Regions from separate parts of the Homo sapiens genome. Here region 1 is linked to region 2. The links are chromatin loops, found by intact Hi-C in ENCODE. Cell type or tissue: Calu3. All regions are shown on one strand. Each heading gives the region's core, and the rest is flanking DNA. Links, peaks and the distances in the headings are about the cores only.

Evidence for each region. A loop is a pair of places that touch in the nucleus more often than their neighbours do. Peaks named below come from ENCODE experiments on the same cell type or tissue, not always from the same donor. Only the 100,000 strongest peaks of a DNase experiment are listed, where the experiment ranks them.
Region 1: a loop joins it to region 2, with 4 times the contacts of the local background. A loop is called at or near these places in 1 of 110 quality-filtered maps.

What each region holds. Positions count from the first base shown.
Region 1 is chr5:116,608,602-116,619,878 of GRCh38, reverse strand. It overlaps SEMA6A-AS2 (SEMA6A antisense RNA 2), which reads right to left. Exons shown (of 3, transcript NR_147170.1): 3 at 8,679-10,779. Among named protein-coding and RNA genes, the nearest start is that of SEMA6A, 39 kb to the right of the region's middle. In Calu3, for the core only: no CTCF peak of the experiment used is centred there; DNase peaks (open chromatin) are centred at 5,178 and 5,698.
Region 2 is chr5:116,667,675-116,678,951 of GRCh38, reverse strand. No RefSeq gene overlaps it. Among named protein-coding and RNA genes, the nearest start is that of LINC02214, 89 kb to the left of the region's middle. In Calu3, for the core only: no CTCF peak of the experiment used is centred there; a DNase peak (open chromatin) is centred at 6,580.

The DNA of each region.
Region 1 (11,277 bases), core at 4,066-8,065, 59 kb after region 2:
ACTTGGTTAGATGTCGAGAATAGAGTGGTAAGTAAAACACCCTCGCAGCTCTCATGGGATTCCTGCCCTCCTGGTAGAGATAGAGCGTATTCAGGTGATCATAAAAGTTAATATAAGTTTGCAACATGATACACATTAGAAAAAAAGGATATCAGGCCAGGCGTGGTGGCTCACACCTGTAATCCCAGCACTTTGGGAGGCTGAGGTGGGCAAATCATAAGGTCAGGAGTTCGAGACCAGCCTGGCCAACATGGTGAAATGCCATCTCTACTTAAAATACAAAAAATTAGCTGGGCATGGTGGTGGGCGCCTGTAATCCCAGCTACTCGGGAGGCTGAGGCAGGAGAATCGCTTGAACATGGGAGGCAGAGGTTGCAGTGAGACGAGATCGCGCCACTGCACTCCAGCCTGAGTAATAGTGCAATGAGACTCCATTTCAAAAAAAAAAAAGAAAAAGAAAAAAAGGATATTGTCAGGCCTCTGAGCCCAAGCTAAGCCATCATATCCCCTGTGACCTGTACGTACACATCCAGATGGCCGGTTCCCACCTTAACTGATGACATTGCACCACAAAAGACATGAAAATAGCCTGTTCCTGCCTTAACTGATGACATTATCTTGTCTAATTCCTTCTCCTGGCTCATCCTGGCTCAAAAGCTCCCCTACTGAGCACCTTGTGACCCCCACACCTGCCCGCCAGAGAACAACCCCCCTTTGACTGTAATTTTCCTTTACCTACCCAAATCTTATAAAACGGTCCCACCCCTATCTCCCTTTTCAGACTCAGCCAGCCTGCACCCAGGTGAAATAAACAGCCTTGTTGCTCACACAAAGCCTGTTTGGTGGTCTCTTCACACGGATGTGCGTGAAAGATATCATGTGGGCTCTGAAAGCAAGAAACAGGAGGACCTGTTTCCCTGGGGTTTGAAGGAAGAGAATTGCGCTGGAAACAGAACTTGGAGCCTCCAGGTTAAGACTGCAAACCTCCTTCCCTCTGGCTACTCCCATCTCCCATTCTCTAAAATTAGAGTTGCATGACCTTTCCTTTAGGGGTCCCCAAACTATTAAAGAGCTGCTTAAATCCATGTGGCTGAATTGTGACTGCCAGGTGATCAATCTAATTTATACCAAAATTGGCCAAATCCCTTGGACTTTCTGGCAATAAAATGGATATGATAATAGAGCCTTGCTAAATCCACACTGTGAAGACGAAGTGGCCCCCAATCAGTAGAGATTTAGCTCCAAATTATTTCTTTTTTTTTTTTTTTTTTTTTTTTTTGAGAAGGAGTCTCGCTCTGTCGCCCAGGCCGGACTGCGGACTGCAGTGGCGCAATCTCGGCTCACTGCAAGCTCCGCTTCCCGGGTTCACGCCATTCTCCTGCCTCAGCCTCCCGAGTAGCTGAGACTACAGGCGCCCGCCACCGCGCCCGGCTAATTTTTTGTATTTTTAGTAGAGACGGGGTTTCACCTTGTTAGCCAGGATGGTCTCGATCTCCTGACCTCACGATCCACCCGCCTCGGCCTCCCAAAGTGCTGGGATTACAGGCGTGAGCCACCGCGCCCGGCCCAAATTATTTCTTTGTTAAGAAAGCCCCGCCACCCCCCAAAAAAATAAAGGAATGAAGGGAAAGGAGTGTGTGTGTGTAAGCAAGAAAGCAGTTATCCCTGTTCCAGTGGGTTCTTAATAAAACTCAATTACACATTTCAATTGCTCTCTTGTGACTTTCTGTGGGTTACAAGAAAAGAATATATATATATATATATTGAGATGGAGTCTCGCTCTGTGGCCCAGGCTGGAGTGCAGTGGCGCGATCTCGGCTCTCTGCAAGCTCCGCCTCCTGGGTTCACGCCATTCTCCTGCCTCAGCCACCCCAGTAGCTGGGACTACAGGCGCCCGCCACCACGCCCGGCTAATTTTTTTTTTTTTGTATTTTTAGTAGAGACGAGGTTTCACCGTGTTAGCCAGGATGGTCTCGATCTCCTGATCTCGTGATCCGTCCACCTCGGCCTCCCAAAGTACTGGGATTACAGGCGTGAGCCACCGCGCCCGGGCAACAAAGGAATACTTTAAGGGGTTCCAAAAGAATCCTCTTTGGAAAATTGGCCACCTATCAACTGACAGAGGGTATTGTTTATTCCTGAATAGCTTTGTCAGCTACAAGCAAATTTAACAACAAGATAGTTACTCTGAAAACGCAGTGTGTAGAAAATGCAATAACATATGGAGACAGAGATGTGTTTTTATTACTTTTCTTTTCTGTCGCTTACAGTAAGTGTGCCACATGTGTCTGTTGAGAGTGTGTGGGAAGGTATGGAAGAGTGGTGAGGAGATTCCAGAGACGCTGGCCACTTAATATAGCCCTATTCAGTCAGATAGCTTCTATTATGCAAACTCACACATTGAAGACATTTTCTGTCAACCTTTAAAACATGGGATTCAAAACAGCATTGTCACAAGACCCAGAAGATTTAAATAGATAATGCACCTGATTGTATTTAACAAAAAACAAAACACCTTCAGTGGGTAAAACTATGAATGCCTTTGCATTAAATCTGATCTGCTTTGAATAGCCATTTAATTATTAATCAAACCATAAAAGCAAAAGATACCTGTTTTTACAAATAAATACTTTCTGTATGTCTCTCATCTCCATGTATTTACATATTCTGAACACATTTAGAAGACAGTTTGATAATAAAATGTACTTACATTTTGCTTCTATGTTGCAGGCAGCCTTCTAATGTCTTTGTACATCTGTGACTCATTTTCTACTTGCAACAACCCTAGGAGGAAGGCAGAAGCTTTACTTCCATTCACAGTTGAGGAAACTGAAGCCCAGAGAGGTTAAGTAACTTGCCCAAGGTCACAGAAATGATCACAGGGAAAGACATGATTTGAATCCAGGCTTATGCAAGTGCGTGAAGCCTCTTGACTTCTCTTCCATATTCCCTCTCTAAGACTTATGAAGAGGGATGGCTGGTAGTAATTGTAATTGACTTTGAGTAGGTCAAAAAATACATAATGTTTCCCTAGGCTTTCCATGGGCTAATTTTTAAAACTGTTGTTTAGCTAGATAGTTAATGATGCAATAGTCCAAGTTAACTTACAGCAAACTAAATGTCATAAATAAATCACAGACCACTAATTTGTACAACCTAAGCCAGAATTTGCAATGAAAGCAAGAGGGAGAAAATGTTTGAGAAAACCATCTTCAGACGAAAAAGCAATAAGTTAAAATTAACTCCCTGAGGTAAAGACTCTACTCTTTGCAATTTACCCAAGTGCTTGTAGGTGACTTACAATTCCCAGCCTTCGCTCAGATCTGAGTTTAAAAGTGCTTCTTTTAGCAGCTCTTGCAGGATAAATTATGACTTCAAAGCAGAAATGTCTCCATTCACAAAATGGGTCGCTGACAAGAGCTCTAGGGTGCAAAGAAACTATAACGAGCAAGGAAATATGGCAACAAGAAAAATGAATTTGTACCCTCGGTTCTGCCTCCTCTTACCTGTTTCACAATGTGTTATAGCGAGCCTCATTCTGCCTCTCATCACAGTGGGAGGAGTATGAGAAGGGGAGCTACTCAGTTAAACTGGATGGGCCCGGGCTTCAGAGAATTACACTGGAAATGGCAGAGGAACCTTCAGCTTCTTCTGAAGGCCTGCCAGCTTTTGCAGTGAGAGCTGCCATGCTGAGGCCCTGTCATGGCAGTTGACCAAGACTTGAAGTCCTTGCTCGGGGCTGGAAGTCTGGGCCCAGGACGACATGGAAATGCCCTAACATGGCTTCCTGTGAACTCCCCCTGAAACAGGAGATTCCAGGGCAGCTGGGAATCCATGGAGGCCTGTGTCAGGCCTCTGAGCCCAAGCTAAGCCATCATATCCCCTGTGACCTCCGGATGGCCTGACATAACTGAAGAATCACGAAAGAAGTGATATTTAAGTGGCCTGTTCCTGCCTTAACTGATGACATGCCGCCACAGAAGAAGTGAAAATGGCCGGTCCTTGCCTTAACTGATGACATTACCTTGTGAAATTCCTTCTCCTGGCTCATCCTGGCTCAAAAAGCTCCCCCACTGAGCACCTTGTGACCGCCCCCCCGCCACCCCACTGCTGCCCGCCAGAGAACACCCCCGTTTGACTGTAATTTTCCTTTACCTACTCAAATCTTATAAAACAGCCTCACCTCTATCTCCCTTCGCTGACTCTCTTTTCGGACTCAGCCCGCCTGCACCCAGGTGAAATAAACAGCCTTGTTGTTCACACAAAGCTTGTTTGGTGGTCTCTTCACACAGACGCACGTGAAAGCCTGCAGCTACTTTTTGCTGTCTGAGTTGTCCATCTCCACCTCCACGTGGGGTTTTTGTCTACAAAGCCAGCGTTGACACTTTCAAATTGCACATACGGAAGTGACTTTAGAAATGCCAGTGTTTCAGTCTAAGGATGAAGGAAGACACTGTTTCATGCCGCAGGGAAGCCATCTGCGTGCTTGGAGGCAGGAGCCTGGGGCATATGGGGATACAGGTGATGGAGCAGAGCACCAGCAGCATGAAGCACCCAAGAGGGCAATATTCGCGTGTGAAGGGAGTGGGCCTATATCACAAGGTACATGGAGATGGCAGGAAGGCACAACCTACCCCCAAGCAGGTGGTGAGGGAACCTGGGAGCCACAGCCAACCAGGAAGGATTAGGTGATGCCATTGCTCCACAGGCTTAGCTCTGCTCTCCTCAACTCAGCAGGAGTCCTTTGCCAGTAAACCATGGAGTTGGTGGAAGGACCCGTGCTGCGGTGGCTCTCTGGGCTTTGCCTCAGTGCCCAGCCTGGCACTGAAGCTCTCTTTGAGGACCTGAATACACCTAGGACTCAGACCTCTTGGCTGAGGCCCTGATGTCTTATCTGGACATCCTCCCAGGAGCCTAAACTCTTTCTCCTACCATTATTCCCAAGAAAGAAAACTTGTATATGGTGGCGGGGATAGAGAGGGAAGGATGTTGGGTGCCAGAGCTCTGTTTCTTGACTTCTTGATTCAGAGAAAATCTGCGAATGTTCCCAAGAAATTATGTCCCACCTGTTGGTGCTACTGATAAAATGAATAATTAACTCCAGACCAGGCTTTATGCCAAATGCTTTAGCTAATCCTCACATCCTGCCTGTGAGGGAGGTAATTTTTGTAGACGAGGAAATGAGGTCCAAAGTAGTCACGACTTACCCAAGGGCCTACAATGGGAAGAGGGGAAGAGCCAACAATCAAAGCTTGACAGTTTGCTCGCATGTTGTATATTGTATTTCTTTTTCTTTTTTCTTTTTTTGAGACTGAGTCTCCCTCTGTTGCCCAGGCTGGAGTGCAATGGCACAAACCTAGGCTCACTGCAACCTCTGCCTCCCAGGTTCAAGCAATTCTCCTGCCTCAGCCTCCCAAGTAGCTGGGATTACAGGCATGCTCCACCACGCCCGGCTAATTTTTCTATTTTTAGTAGAGACAGGGTTGCGCCATGTTGCCAGGCTGATCTTGAACTCCTGACCTCAGGTGATCTGCCTGCCTCGGCCTCCCAAAGTGCTGGGATTACAGGGGTGAGCCACCGCGCCTGGCCGTATATTGTATTTCTTCCAAGACTTGCTGAGTATTTTCTGCACACCTTGCAGAGCTTCCTCCTGCTTCTCTTCAGCAGAGGTCCAGCCTTGAGGAAGGTGTCACTGGGCGAGGTGGTGAAAGAATGTGATCTGATTCATGAGTTAGTACTACACAGCAGCTGGTGTGATGGGAAAACCCCCTCTCTTATAAAAGGAAGCAAAGAATTTCTCACCCGTAGTTAAAATTTCTCTTCCCACCACCCCACCTCCCTCTACTTTTGTGGTAAAATAGAGAACGGAACAAAGTCAGCACTCCAACTCTTCCTGCTATCTTGATTCAGCCAGGAAAGCATAGTAAACAGACCCAGACCTCCCAGGAACAGAGTATTGACGAGAAGAGTGGACAGAGTTAGCTGGGAACCCAGTGGGAAAAAGATTTGGATGCATCAAGAGAAATTAAAAATCAAAACAAAAGTGAGTTCTTTTGTTGTTGCTAATAGAAACAGTATCAAGATACAGATGGAAGACACCATATGGGAAAAAAATAAATAAGAAAAGCAAAGAAAGAGGGAAAATTTTAGCAACTACATCTCTTTCTCTAGTGAAATGACAACCCACTGGGTATCAGGAGAGCTGAGGGGCTGGCCTCTGCTGTGCTTCTAACAGGCTATGTGACACTGGCCAAGACACTGCCCATTTCTGGCCCTCAGTTCCAGGTTTTGTTCTGGCCACAATCAAAAGAAACCCATTCAACCAATTAATCAACCCAGTGGCACTCGCCTATTGTAAATTGTTCCTACACCTTTATGCCCATAATATACACAAAAGAAAAAGGGTAGGAAGAAAACTGTAATACCAACTCACCCGATTTCTTATGAGAAGATTGTTTCATTTCAATATCTTTATGAAATACTTTAAAAGCCATATTTATATATTCACACACACATACATACACACACATATACACATACAAATGCTTTCTCTGTAGGTTTTTAAAAATTTTGTTTGGACTGATGTTCAAAACACAATAGAGTAGGTGGATATACTATGAAATTCACATGCACTGTTTCAGTTTTGCCATCATTAAACTGTCATCAGGCAGGATACAAACAGAGCTGACCAAGCATGTGGGCTTGTAGAAAATAATGCATATTTCACTTCCAGGAGGAGCTCAAGTCGTTTCCTGCAGATGAAACAATAACTTGAGGACTTTTCTTACCCTTTTTCCTCTTTCTGGAAGTTAGTAAATAACATAAGCCCAGTCATAAAATCTGAGATTATGTTTTCAGAATACTTTCTCTCTTAGCTAATGAGACTATCGCCTACATTTTAAAATGTTAAATACACTCAGTGTAAAGGAGACAAACGTAATTGTGTCATCTCGTACCAAAATTTGTCTTCTATAGTTACAGGGAATGGTGAAAGTTCTCTGAACATTCTGTTGTAAATTTTTGATAGAAGTAGAAAACTTAAACATGGTAGCTACGTGTGGAGGAAAGAGCCGGAGAGATTGTGTCCACACTTTCCACCCTCATCTATAGGATGTTAAGTGGAGAAACACGAAGAGTCTCTTGTAACCTTTGCAATGACATGCTCTTTATCTAATGCACTCAGTTACTTAACTAGTCTGCCAATATAAATCTTTAAGAAAACTGTGTGTAAAGTCAGCAGGGGGTCCACGTCCTGATGTTATGTTTTTTCCTACTGCTGAATAAATGATTTCCTCCTCCACCACCACACTCATACGTGTGTCCTCATTAGTATGTATGAACTGAGTGGAATAAGCATTGGGAGATTTACAGTGTACTGCATTCAACTTAATTAATAAGAAAGGGAGCCCATTTCTAGGGGAGGGAGTCAATGTTCACAGGTTCCTACATTCTGCTGTTTAATTAACAAGCCCGTCATACAGAAAAGACTTTAACAGTGCCCTCCTCATTTTCTCTACCTGTCACAACTATTAACTAAACCTTTCAGTGACCTTCAGATGTTAAGGTGCCCTGATCTTTAGCTAGCACCTCCAATGTAATTATGACCTTAATGTTCTTACCCAACACTCAAGTCGGTCATTCAATGAATATCAAAAGAGGGTCAACCATTGGCCCGGCAGTATGGTAGATGCAGAGGACACAAAAGTGAACTAGGTACAACCTGATTTTCAAGTAAATTTCAGTTAAGTAGAGGAGACAGGATATTTTAAAAAGTCAAGAAATAGGGAGATTTCTGAAGTAGGGGGCTGTATGCGCACATTTCTAAGACAGCCTCAAGAGATGGCAATGGGAGAGTGGGGCATAGAAGGAAGGCAGTCAGAGAAGGTGTCACAGGGAGCTGGTATCTGCACAACGACTTAAAGGACAAGTGCCCACCTCCCTACAAGACTGAGGCAGGTTCATCAGTGGGTACCCAGCACCCAGCGCAGAGCAAGTGCTCAATGCAATTTCCTGAATTGAGTTTGCCAAGCATGGAAGGGTGTGACAGCATTTCGGGGGGTGGGGTGGGTGCAGTACACGGGCAAGGGCCAAATGGTCTTAGTGTGTTCTGAGAATCACAAGTAATTTGTTATAATGGAGAATATGGTTTGAGCGAGGAAGTGATGGATGAGGGGGCTGGCAAGGGATTATAAAAAACTAAGCTGATAAAATTGGGTAAAATAAATGGCCATCTTCCAAGAATTTTTACTTAACAAAAACCTAGAAGCATAGCAGTGCTCATGTTAACTTCACACAAAAACAAGCATAATATGAGAAGTGCCTGGATAATCATCTGGTATTGTTCCTTGACTTGTTTGCATAGAAAAAAAAAAATAACAGAGCCAGGTGTCTCAACAATAAAGTATATTTCTTTCAGTTTGGAATGGCGAAAAAGCTCTGGAGATAAATAGTGGTGCTGGTTGCACAACAATGCCAGTGTACTTAATGTCACTGAATTGTACACTTAAAATGATTAAAATAGCAAAGTGTATGTTATGTGTATTTTACTATAATAAAGAAAAGTATTTCTTGAGTGCCTATCATGCTCAAGACACATAGACTTACCTAAGAGAATGTTCGTAATGATTGATGTCAAGCTCACTGGCTTTAGTTCGTTATTTTTTATTGGGATGTAAGTACAGGCACACAGGTCATTAAGTATACATCTCGATGAATTTTAATATCTGCACCAATCACTACCTGGATCAAGATGTAGAACATTTCCAGCAGGCTCCCGCCTGCCCCTTCCCAATAACAAACTTCCCACAAAGGTAACTGCAATTTTGATTTCCATTTGAAAAAAAATTTTTTTTAAATATGTGTTTATCCTCACTTTTTCTTGACTTTATGCAGAACAATCTTCTGACAGTTGTTGACATTGCTGTGTATTTTGTTTTGTTTTGTTTTGTTTTTACTGTGTAACAAACTGGCCACAAACTTAGTGACTTAACACAACACAAATTCATTATCTATTGATCCTGTCGGGTTAGCAGTCCAGGCATGGGTTAGCTGGGGTCTCTGCTCAAGACTTTGCCAGGCTAAAATCAAGTAGCAGGTTAGGGCTGCTAGCTCACCTGAGAGGAAGAGCCCTCTTCCAAGCTCGCCAGTTGTTGGTAGAATTCATTTCCTTGCAGCTATATTCCTGAGGTTCCAGTTTTCTTGCTGGCTGTCAGTCAGGCCTCCCAGATGCCACCTTCTCATGCTGAACCATGGTCCCCTCCTCTACCAACTGGGCAGCTTACTTCCTCACGGTCAGTAGAGGATGGCCTCTGCTGCTGCTTGTCTCTGTATTAGCTCAGGCCCACCCAAGGCAATATCTCTTTTGATTAACTCAAACTCAACTTATTTTGGACCTGAATTACATCCACAAAATCCCTTTTGTCATATAACATAACATAGTGACAGGAGCAATATCCCACGGTATTCACAGTGCCGCCCACACTCAATAGGAGAGGATTATACAAGGTGTGTTCCTTATATACAAGGTACACTGTGGGGAGGAATCTTGGGATCTTGGGGCTATCTCAGAATCCTGCCTATCACAGTTGCTTTCAGTTATTTCACCTGACCACAAATGCAATGAGATAATAATTTTATTATTTAGGACATTCATCATTGAAAATTTAGAAAATGCGGATAAAAGAAAAGTAAAATAAAAATTAATATACTATTTACTATTATAACCAGATATAATTAGCATTTTAATGAATTTACTTCCAGGTTTTTCCTAAGCATTATAAATATACATATGTAGGTATTTCTAGAAAGAAGACGATGCTATACAGACTAATATTAGGTAACCATTTAAGTGGAATTTTCAGTCTGGTTATTCATTGTGTTATGGGAGAACTATTTTTATCTTTTGGTTTTGAACCTATTATAGAGTGGCCCTGTGCTTATCTATACAATATGCTACAATATATAGGTATATATGTACAATGTTAAATTTTGCTAAACTAGAATTTAACAATATGTAAACATCAGCAAAATATCCAAAAAGCCCCCTTTCCGTGTAGTAAACATGGAGAATATATGGTCCAGGAAGAACCTCCTCAGCTTAAGAGATGGCACAACTAAGCTTTTATTGGCTAGCAGGAGGTGCAATTAACAAGTAGAACAGTGATGTATATCCTAACTCATTGTTACTAATGATTTTTCTCTTTTTAAATCTGTAGTGGTAATTAGAACACTCACAAATACTCCATTTTTCCTTCTCAAAGCATATGTTAAGATTGCTTTTCCTTGTCCCCACATGGCATGGCCTATGTGACTTATCTTGGTCATGAAATGAGAACAAAAATGATATGTCATTCCAGGGCAAAAACATAAAGAATGAGTTTGTGATTGGTGATGTCACCTTCGCTCAGCTCTGTGACCCTGTGAGCTGCTTTGAGATGGTGTTTCCGCCAGCTGGGTGCCTGGGTGGTCTTGATTAGCAGAGCATCCCCTCCGCTATAAGTTCACATTGAGTGAAAAACAAAATGTTGCTGTGGCAAGCCCCGAAGAGTTGTTTCTTGTTGCAGCATAACTAGCCAAACCTATCTAATGCAAAAACTAAAGTTTGAAAACAACCTTTCTCTTTTTATAAATTAGAGCTGATTCAAATTCATACCTATAAAAAAATTTGTCTCTTATTTACTTACATTTGAATGGAAGGGAATGGGTAAAGAAAACATGAACGTCCTGAGAATGCATGCAGGGGCCTTGTCCTCAGGGTGAACATCTTCCTTCATGTGAGACCTGGTGGGAACAGATCGACAACAGCAGAACAGCAGATTATCATACTGGGGCTGGTAGGCCAGAGGCCGAAGCACCTGTTCACCTTGACATATACTATTCACTGCTAGTTCATCAAATTAGCTAGAAACTAAAATTGAATGTATCTAAACATATGTTCAAGCTGTTCAAATCTAATTCCACTAAAATCCACTTTTAAAAGCAGGGCACCATATAGAATTACTTTTAAAATATATGAATAGGCCTTTGTGTGCACTTTACTCTTTATAGTCATTTCCACTATGAATTTGCCAAGTGAGTCTTTTGACTCAATGCTGTGGCCAGTTACAATTCCGTGTGTTCAAGACATGTATGGGTCATGATATTTGCTGTTAATACAAAACAAAACAAATAAGCAAACAAAAATAGAAACAGTCCTGTGTTGAGTATGATGAGGTGAAATCAGATTTTTAGCAGAGGTGAAATCAGATTTTTAGCAGAGAGCAGAAGAATGATTTTAGT
Region 2 (11,277 bases), core at 4,384-8,383:
GTGAAACCCCATCTCTACTAAAAATACAAAAATTAGCTGGGCATTGTGGTGCACGCCTGTAATCCTAGCTACTCTGGAGGCTGAGGCAGGAGAATTGCTTGAGCCCGGGAGGTGGAGGTTGCAGTGAGCTGAGATCGCACCACTGCACTCCAGCCTGGGCAACAGAGAGAGACTCTGTCTGGGAAAGAAAGAAAAAAATGAATGAATTCATGTCCTTTGCAAGGGACAGGGATGAAGCTGGAAACCATCATTCTCAGCAAACTAACACAGGAACAGAAATCCAAACATCGTATGTTCTCACTCATAGTGGGAGTTGAACAATGAGAACATATGGACACAGGGAGGGAAACATCACACACCAGGGCCTGTTGTGGGGTGAAGGGCAAGGGGAAGGATAGCATTAGGAGAAATACCTAATGTAGATGACAGGCTGATGGGTGCAGCAAACCACCATGGCACACGTATACCTATGTAACAAACCTGCATATTCTGCGCATGTATCCCAGAACTTACAGTATAATAATAATAATTTAAAAATGGGGTATCCATCCCCTCAAGTATTTAAAAAAAAAAAAAAGAAAAAGAAATTCCATTACAGTAACAGTGTGGAGAAAAGATGAGAGCCAGTTTAGGGTGGAGGCAGGGGAACTTATTATGAGGCTAAAACAAAACCACAGATACAGCAGTGGGTGCAAAGATTGGTGAAGAGACTCAAAAAATACTAAGGAAGTAGAAACCTCAAATTTGGTGAACCTGAGTATGAACAGAAGGGAAAAAGGATAAATGCTGGATTTCTGGGTCTCTGTTTAGCTTTCACTTCATTTTGTCTTGTTTTGTCAAACTCCCCCCACAAAGAGGTAGCACTACTCTCAGCAAAGTCTCAGGTCCCTGATAATAGGCATAATTTCTCGATTAGCTATAGATCCTCCATGTTGCCTTCAGTTATAGTTTGTCCAAGTCGGGTCTTAGTAAGCATTTGCTAAATTTCATACAACTCCATGGTACTGCATCAGAAGCTGAATTTATGATCAGATAGGGCACTTATTTTTTTCAAAGAAATACTTCTGGGCTGGGCACGGTGGCTCATGCCTGTAATCCAAGCATTTTGGGAGGCCAAGGCAGGTGGGGGGGATGACCTGAGGTCATGAGTTCAAGACCAGCCTGGCCAACGTGAAATGAAAAAATTAGCATCACGGTGGGTGCCTGTAATCCCAGCTACTCAGGAGAATGAGACAGGAGAATTGTTTGAACCCAGGAGGCAGAGGTTGCAGTGAGCCGAGATAGCGCCATTGCACTGCAGCCTGGGTGACAGAGCAAGATTCTGTTTCAAAGAAAAAAATACTTCTGTAGGAAGACCACCTTGAGAAAGGTCTACAGTTGTGTCATTCCATGAGCACCTATGCATTTTTCATCCCACAACTATTTACTGAGTGTCTCCCACACACCAGGCATTGTTTTAGATGTTGAGGATACAGTTGTAAATAAGCTTCCTGCCTCACCAGAGCTTATTCTACTGGGAAGACAAACATAAATAAATGACTAAAATAACACATGAATTCACATAGGTGTAATTGCTAAGGAGCAAAAATGGAGTAAGAAGTGAAACAACCAAGGAGGTAATAATTAATCTAAAAACTGGGTGATAAGAAGAAGATGAAATACATGGGAAGAGTGTTCTAGGCAGAGGGAACAGTAAAGTGTGGATATTTGTATGTCTAGAACTTAAAGAGAAGGTAAAGAAAGTACCTGCAGATGAGCTCAGAAAGCTGGGCAGCTCATTCAGGGTCATGAAAACGAGTTTGGATGTTTAACAGGAGATTGACCTGATGTGACTGTGGAGATATTTTTTCCCCCTTAAAGGTTGTCACAAGCCTGTACCACATATTCTTGGAAAAACAAGAGTAGTTTTCCATAACTTTGCCTCTCCCAAGAATGTTTCCCAGGGAACCAGCTAAACCATGTTTGTGAGCTTCATTCAGTACAGTTTCGCCTGGGCTTTGCTCCAGCATCTTTAGCAATATTATTTATTATTGATCCAGGTACAGGATTGTTCAGTGCACTGAATCAACAGGAGAAGCTGAGCTGAACAATGAACAATGTTCCTATTGTGTGCCTGATATGTACGGATCCCTTACCCCTGTTACCTGCTCTCCTTGGAGCATGAGGACCAGAGACGTGGGCCAGGGCAGGACAGAAGCAACTAAGCCTTCTGTGACTGGAGTACTTTACGGAGAAAAAGAGAAGGAGGCTGGCACACTGGCAGTGCCAGATGGTGGCAAAAGTGCACAAGCAGGTGATGAGTCTGAGGTTGAAAGAATGGGGACATGAAGGCCAAGGAGAAAATTTGGCCTTGAGCCTGTTACAATGAGATAGGAGCTTACCATCAAAATCGCAGCTGTGGGACATTTATCTCTTCTGATTTACCAACAAGAAATCGAGGTAGGCCAGGCACAGTGGCTCACGCCTGTAATCCCAGCACTTTGGGAGGCCGAGGTGGGTGGATCACCTGAGGCTGGTAGTTCAAGACCAGCCTGACCAACATGGAGAAACCCCATCTCTACTAAAAATACAAAATTAGCCAGGCGAGGTGGTGCATGTCTGTAATCCCAGCTACTCAGGAGGCTGAGGCAGGAGAATTGCTTGAACCTAGGAGGTGGAAGTTGTAGTGAGCTGGGATTGCTCCATTTCACTCCAGCCTGGGCAACAAGAGCAAAACTCCATCTCAAAAAGAAAAAAAAAAAAAAAAAAAAAGAAATCAAGGTAATCACTTCCAAAGTGAAGAAAAAAATAAAATAAACAATGATTGAAGTTAGGCTATAAAATGAAAGTACAGTGAACCCCACTTTCCACCAGGTCTTCTCTACACATTGAGGAGCCAAGAGAACTTCTTAGGATAAGAAAAAGGGACTTAAAACTGGAACTTATATAAAGAAGAAAACTATCAGTGGCAAATGGGCCTCTGATTAGCAAGTTCTTTTTTATTTTCCCTTGTGAAAATGAACAAACGTGAGGGCCCATTATAGTGTTTCAGTCACTGCCATTCTCCCTCTGTCCTGATTCTCCACAAACACAAAAAAACACTCCTTATCCTTAGAAGAAGCATGTTTTCAATTATCTCTAGATTCAGAGATGATTGTTTTGTTTGTTTTTATAAATGTGGTTGAGGCCATACCATAAACTCGGGTCTTGGGCTCTTTTGCCCAGTCACTAGAATTTCATCAATGCCCTCATAGTCAAATGGCGCCCATGTGTTAGTGATCTCACAGATACACCATTGTAATGCTTCATTATCGTTTTCCTTGGAGCGGGGAGGCAGGAGGGGGATCTTTCATAGGTTCCAACATGTACAAAACACTGCTGTCAGAATTTTACCCACAGTAGTAGCCTGAGCATGTCATTCTAATCACAAGGGAACCATATTGGCTCCTTGTCAAACGCTGAATTGATTTTAAAATTGCTTTGATGACTTATATATTCAGCCCACAGTTTGGGGCCTCTGTTTATCTCTCCACATGAGCCTAGTCGCAGCTTGAAAGCATTTGAAACTTGTTCTATCGGCCATTTGAAAATATAGGTTTAAGTCACATGGAGCATGTGCTTTTGGTTGCTGTTGCAGAGTCTCACATTTGGAGTTCATTCCTGGCTGGCCTCCAAAGCACTGAATGAATAGATCTATTTAAGATGAAATTTCAGTTTTATCTTTACACAGAATGCTTTTGAATTAAACATATACATAAGTTGTGCATGATTTTATTTGGGGTTATATAGCACATAAGGGCTTGAAAGAAGAGAAGAGGAAAGGAAAACAAAAACATCATCCTGCCTACTGATTAAATTGGTCACATGTTACCTATTTTACCTTCCAAGTTCAGTCAGGTGTTTCAGGCAGCAGGCGGTCTGACTTTTGCCGAAATCTCTCACCAGGATAGATAAGAAAATCTTGCCAACATAGAGTGAAAATTCAAATTTGGACTAGAAAGACTAGATTTTTGTTCACCAAGGAATTGATTAATAAAAGGAAGGAGGAGGAGGAGACTGAAAAAAAAACCAGGCGGGAATCTGAACTGCAGATCTAAACGAATGGCTAAGCTTTCATGCTATGTGTTAGAGGATGAAATTAGTTAAAATTAGAAAAATGGAAAGTAAGACAGGAATGTGATAGCCTGAAAAACTAGATTTCTCACAGTTCTACTTGTCCTGTTGGGACTGGCTGATTCTTGCACAGTTTTTCCTAGGGTGAGTGCAACACAGAATTCCTTATGCTTATGGACGTGTTTGATGGATTAAACTAAAATCTAACCTTGGATACCCATTACATTGCAAGAAGCATGTTTAACACACGTGGACTTAGTAGAAAATGTTTATCATGGGAGGCAGAGATGAGTCAAGCCTGCTTTTTAAAATTCATAAGCTTAAAGCTTATATTACCCAAGATCTATAGAAAGCTAATGATTTCACTTTCTGCCCATGCGTAGTTCTTGTCTACATTGAGAAGAAGTCAGTTGTTTCAATTCTGCCTCCAGAGGAAAAACAAAAGTACTCTTAAGCATAACGACTTTTGTATTGCACCCACCCTGGGTAGAACTGTGCAAGAATTGGCCAGTAACAACAGGACAAGTAGAACTCTGAGGACTCTGATTTTCCAGGGTATCACTTTCCTGTCTTAGGTTCTATTTTCCTAATTTCAACTAATTATCATCCTCACTAATCTAACACATAGCATAGAAGATTAGCCATACATTTAGATCTGCAATTTAGCACTCCATGGGTGTACAATGACAATAAACAAGGCCTGAATTAGCATTCCTCACTGCCTTTCAAGGTTCACTGCCCATTGGGGAAGAGGCAGAAAGAAAGTGATATCATAGCCAACCCTGGCCATATTCTATCAATACCAAAATTTCATTTTCCAAAACACAGAACCTAAATGATGAATTTAACAAAGAAAAGTATACTGAATCCAGGTCAGCTGAGCAGGGATACAAAGACAGCTGAACTTTTCACAGCTCTAGGGTCACCGATTCTGGTCATAAGGGTTAACACTTAAGTTAAAGGCAAAATGTGATCAGCTTGTCTGGGCCAGTCAGCATGTCTCAGAATAGCGATTTTGAGTCCAAGGATCAGAAATGGATTTCCAGTAAAGCTAATGGCATTTAAATTTCATGGCTCTTCACTTTACACAGACCCTGAAAAGGGCCCTACCTATGTGTTCTTGTTGTCACGTTATTGTAAAACTTCTAAAAGCAAGATCTTTCTATTAGCATGGACAGAGACTATTGTCCCCTTTCACTCTGACTTGGCCTCCAACACACTTCCCCTCATGTTGGAAGGAGCCAGAGTGGCCATGTGCATTTTCAGTATCTGATAGGGGATGTTGAGTTGGGGATCCCCTGGCTGGGTTTGAGTGTGATATGTTTATGGGGTTTGCAGTGACTTCTGTGTGCAGTTATCACTAGTCATCCCCAATTAATAACTTCAGGAATAGTCCTAGCACCCACAGTGCCAATTCACCCAGTGTTGAGATGTGAAGATACAAGGCCTGAAGTCATGTTGTGATAGAAAGTTGTCCCACAGTGCCCAGTACCAAAAGTTTGTGGGTGGTAAAAGAGAAAAGCTTTCTTAAATGTGTGGAGGTAAAAGCTATCGTGACTTTTTTTCTGGATTCATGATGTGTGTGGTAATTAATAGATTTTAAATAAATTATTTGTTGCTTCTTTTCTCATTCGAAATAAATATTTATTTTCATACCTTATTTATATATGTAATTGTGTATTATTTTTCCTAAAGAGTTCCAAAAACCTGGAGTCATCCTTGCCAATGACTCCAAGGGCTGGACAGAGTACCTCCTTAAAGAAACTGTGATAATCTATCATACACACTTGGTTAAATTCATATTATCAGGCCACGCACAGTGGCTCATACCTGTAGTTCCAGCACTTTGGGAGGCCAAGCCTGGCAGACTGCTTGAGCTCAGGAGTTCAAGACCAGCTTGGGCAACATGGTGAAACCCTATGTCTACTAAAAAGTACAGAAAAAATTAGCTGGGCATAGTGGCATGTGCCTGTGGTCCCAGCTACTCAGGATGTTGAGGTGGGAGAATTGCCTGAGCCCAGAAGTCGAGGCTGCAGTGAGCTGAGATCACGCCACTACACTCCATTATATCACTGGGTGATATAGTGAGACCTTGTCTCAAAAAACAAACAAACAAACAAAAAAAAACCACTCATATTATCACTTCACCTTATATATGAGGTATCAAATCCAGAAGCCCCTCCCTGTCACCTGAAATCTCTATTTGTGTTCCTCCAAGATGCCAATCTCCTAGTACCTTGAAGGATAAAACAAGGAAACAAAAATCAAGCTCAACATGATTTATTTAATCACTGGAACACATTCCATCTTCTTCCCTTAAGGCATGGAGCATTCTTTTGCACAAAAACAAGGTTTTGCTTAGTGTCCAAGTTAGTTAAATATTATTTCTCAACCTCTCTGCTTCTTTCACAGCCCATCAATATACCATATGCCAAAGGATGTTAATTAATAAAAGAATAAGTAGCTAATGGAATGTGGTATGATGTCAGGACCTATTACCACACATACTTCCTTCTGCTGTACAAAGCACTATTGAACACTGGAGTCCCAAACAGTTAAAGTCCATCAAATGAGTTAAACTAAGGTACTTTCAGTATAGGTAGGCTGTTTGCATATTTATACTTGCATAAAATTACAGCCAACTGAAGACAATTCAAGAGAAAAAAAAATCTAACAACTTTGAAAGAGTAAAGACTAGGTAAGTCTAAATCTCATATACTAAAACTTACAGAAAGTATCTGGGTATACAAAGCATTTTTTTTGTTTGTTTGTTTGTTTGTTTGTTTTTTGAGACAGAGTCTCGCTGTTGTCCAGGCTGGAGGGCAGTGGCACGATCTTGGCTCACTATACAAAGTTATTTTTAAGTGTACATGCATTATATCCATACTTCACACCATTGATGTTATGTATGTGTCAGCAACCAGTTATAAACTCACATTCTCTGAGATGCTTTGTCAACTATTAGTTTCGTCAAATTTAATCCTGTATTCAAAACCATCAGACTGAAAGCTTAACAAGACTTTACCAACACAACGTAAACAGGAAAGCTTTCCCAGAAAGTTTCCCAAACCAACAAAAGCATTTTATGGTAGCCAGTCTTGATGGTTACCACTGATCCTTCCTGGCATCCACACCTCTGGATAGTATCCTCCCACATCACAGTAGGTTTGGTCTATGTGACAAAAGAATGTGGCAGAAGTGATATGTCACTTTTGAGATTAGGTTACAAAAGACTGCCACTGGCCTTTGCTCTCTCTTGCTTGCTTGCACAAACTATCTCTCTCTCTCTTTCCCCATCCCTCATTGCTCTCCCTGGGGGGAAGCCAGCCGCCATGTTGTGAGCTACCCTATGGAGAGGTCTATGTGGTAGGGAAACTGAAGCCTCCAGCCAACAGCCAGCAAGGAACTGAAACCAACATAGCAGACAAAGGAGGTTTGACTGGTACACCCCCACAGCACCAAGCCCCAACCTCAGTAACCTATCATGTAAAAGGCATATCTCTGTGACCTCACAGAGATGAGAAAAGCCTGTGTGTATGCTTGAAACTGAAAGAGTCACATGCTGAAGAAATAATCACCTCCCTTGTTCAACCAAAACACAAACAAGTGCACTTAGAGGCCATGAGAATGGGGTAGAGTGCAAACAGAACTATCAATGGTTTTTTTCTTTTTCAGTTTCAAGCTCATCATGTCTTCCTAATCCCAGAGAAAAGTCCAAGCTCAAGCCTCACATTTTAGGGGCATGTTTAAATCACATCGCACTAAATTTCTTGCAGTAGAATTCTTTGAATATGACTTTGCATTTGCTGTGCATTTAGAGTATTTCTGATAAGCTGATTCATGCGTTTTTCAGAAACTGTTAACTTATGCAATATATCAAGTAAGAAAAGCATTTTTTAACCTGCCAAGGGAATAGAATATGAAACATTCAATTCTGAAAGTTCCCAAGATGGAGGTCAATAGCTGCTAATTCACTGATATTTTGGGGTGCTGATTCTACAGACAAGAAGTCAATCTTTCAAACCCACAACTTTGGAGACAAGCAGAGTAGATTTCCAAGTGACTATGCATATTTTAGGGTGTTCTTTTTTCCCCCTTTATTTTTCCATGCAGGACACTCATTTGTAACTTTTCTACTACCATTTTTTGGAAGAGAAGGGACTATGTCTATTTCATTTCTGGATCCCCCTCACAGTGCTTATTAGAATGTAAGTGTATACCAGGCACACAAGATGGTTGAATTTTAAGCAATCCCTTTTTCCCAGACAAAAAAATCTAATGCAATTTTATAAAAGAGACCAATAGACAGTGAAATAAAATGTGCCTAATGTTTAAGAATGCAAGATAAGTAATACATACATAGGCACATTGTAATATGCTCCTGATGAAATATTGCTTGATTTAAAGATGAAGTATACTCAGTATGCTAAAGTAGAACAAGTGCTATCGTGTAGCCCAGCAACATTTAGATCCAAACAACATATAGATTCTTTCACTCTACGCACCTGTAGGAACAACATAGGGGTTTTTCTGATTCCATATAAATTACCAATCTTTGCACATTTTAAACAATTAAAACGAGAAAAGAACTGTACTTTTATATGTAATGATGGGCAATAGTGAGTATGAGTAATTCTTCCCATATTATGTTCCCACTGAAAACGTTCTTCCATGAAGAATTAATTCCTACCCAAGAATCCTGGAATTTGTCTCACAAAAATATACAGAATGTCACTCAGTCTTCCAGGAGCTAGTATTTGTCATAAATCTCTCATTCCAGGCAACCAGGAAATAGAATTTTATTTACAAAGTTAAAAAAGGAACTGCAAAAAATAGTTACTGCCAGAAATCTAAAAATAATTTTTACTCCTAATTACTATAAAAATAATACAGGGAAATGTTGGAGCTCTATTTTCTAGTACTTCCTGGCTATGCAAATGTCAAAGTATCACTTGGCAACAGTTGGACAAACAACAGAGTTTTGTGTCAAGCAAGACAAAGCAACTGGCAATCCCTGGGATGCCCTCAGCAGAGGGTGGGGGATTGGCAGCTCCTTTATGAACAAGATTATTATCTGTATCCTATCCCAGCCCTTTCATTTTTTTGCTTTCCCCAAAAGCCATTGGTTAATTTCCCATTAGACTGAATTGAGAGAAAACATTCTCAAGTATTGAATAAGCATCTGGCCATAATACAAAACTACTGTGTTGGTGAATCGGCACCTTTCTAAAATTGAGTTTGACCAATGAAGCAAGCGATCTGGAAGAACTTTTGTGATCAACAACATCTGTCACTAACTGAGATATTTCCAATTGCTCTGAAGTTCCTATCTGTTAAATAGTTCCCACATCACTAATAAGTTCAATCTGACTTTGTTAAAATAATACTCTTCTATGGGATCGGACACAAAGTACATATTGCCCAGCAGAACAAATGGCTTCTGTTTGAATCTCACTGCACTGTGTATATCCCTGGGCGAGTAACTTAATCTAATTTCAGCAATGGTATAAAGGAAATAACAATAGAACTTATAAGGTGGCTCCAAGAATTAAAAGAGGTAATGAGTATTTAACACACTTGGCACAGTACCCAGCATAAAGTGAGCGCTTAGTAAGTTTTAGTTCTCCTTAGTCTAGTCATTGTTTTTCAGTCTTATTTCTGTTGATAATATTATTTCTTTTGTAAAACGATGAGGTCTGATTTCCTAAAATGAACACCTAGTGGCACTGTCACATGAAAAAATCTATTGTCAGTGAATTAAAAGGCAACATTATTAAAAAGCACATTTATCAAACCAATACACATGTACAGTATGTACATTTGGGTATGATGTATACAGAAGAGAGAGGGTTATGAGCTTTAGACTTGAAGAATCAGTCATGTGGACTCCCTTGTCCCATTGAGTCACCAAGTTTCTCCCTGTATATTCTACATACTGATTATTTTGCATCAGCTCTTAAAACATATTCCAATCTCTTCTTAAATTCATACTCTTACACTCTGCATAGTAATTCTCAACTTCTTCAGTGATATAATTCACAGCATAAGTGATGAGAAGAACTTTGAGAAATTCATCTCCACTCCAAAGAACAAAACATAGTCAACTGGGATTCTATAATTTACTCATGTCCTTATTAAAATTAAAATATGAAGACACCAATAAGTGTGACCCAGGAAAGCTGTAGGCTATGTAACTCTTTCAAAAAAAAAAGAAAAAAAAGTGGGCTCTGAAATGAAGTCTTGCTCATAAAAGCAAAATTCCTGCAGGGAGAGTCAGCTGATTTGTTTACAATGGAGTTCAAAGTTTAATCCACTGACAAACTAAATCACACCTAAATCGCATCAGGATCCCTCTAGCTGACTATAAAGAGAATCTAAGAGGATGCCATCACTGCTGCTTTCCTGAAGATCTTAGTTCTACATGCTAGAGTTATCATTCAATAAAATAAATAAATTATACTGGTAACTCTTTGAATTCGGATTTGCATTTAGTCAATAGCCTTAAACAAAACAAAACAAAACAAAAAAAACCCTCTCTTCTTTTCCCAAGATCAGGAAATAATCCAGGGGTTTGGTGAAATAATAGGAGACAACATAGTTTGAAAGAGGCTTGTCAGTAATGCAAAAGTCAACTTTCATCTGCTTCCAGCTTAGCAAAAATAAACCAAATAATTAGTGTGTTTGAGGGACTATATCAGTGGATAGGACTCATCTGACCATGGTGAAAAAAAAAAAAGAAGACAAAAAAGAAAAAGGAAAGAATTACCATCTATGGAAGGCCTGCTATGTGTCAAACACCAGCAATTAATGGGAACTAAGTCAATTAATCATCAAAACAATCCAAAGGTGAGAGTATTATGGCCCCCAACCCATTTTAGGAATAATGAAACAAACTGATGTTCAAAAAATTGAATTGACTTGTCCAGAGTCCTACAGTCACTAGTGATTCAGCCAACAGAGTCCAAAATCCATTTTGTTTTTTGCACTGTAACATTAATCTATAAATGGACAAAGTTACTTCAAACACACACACACACACATGCATGCATGCGTGCGCAGAAATTAACCTTTAAGCTAGTTTTTAAAATTACTAACTTGGATGTTGGGAGCTCAAAATGCATTTTGATGTAGAAATAATATTGCAAATGGTGATTAGACTCACAGACTAGTTTACAAATGAGTAAC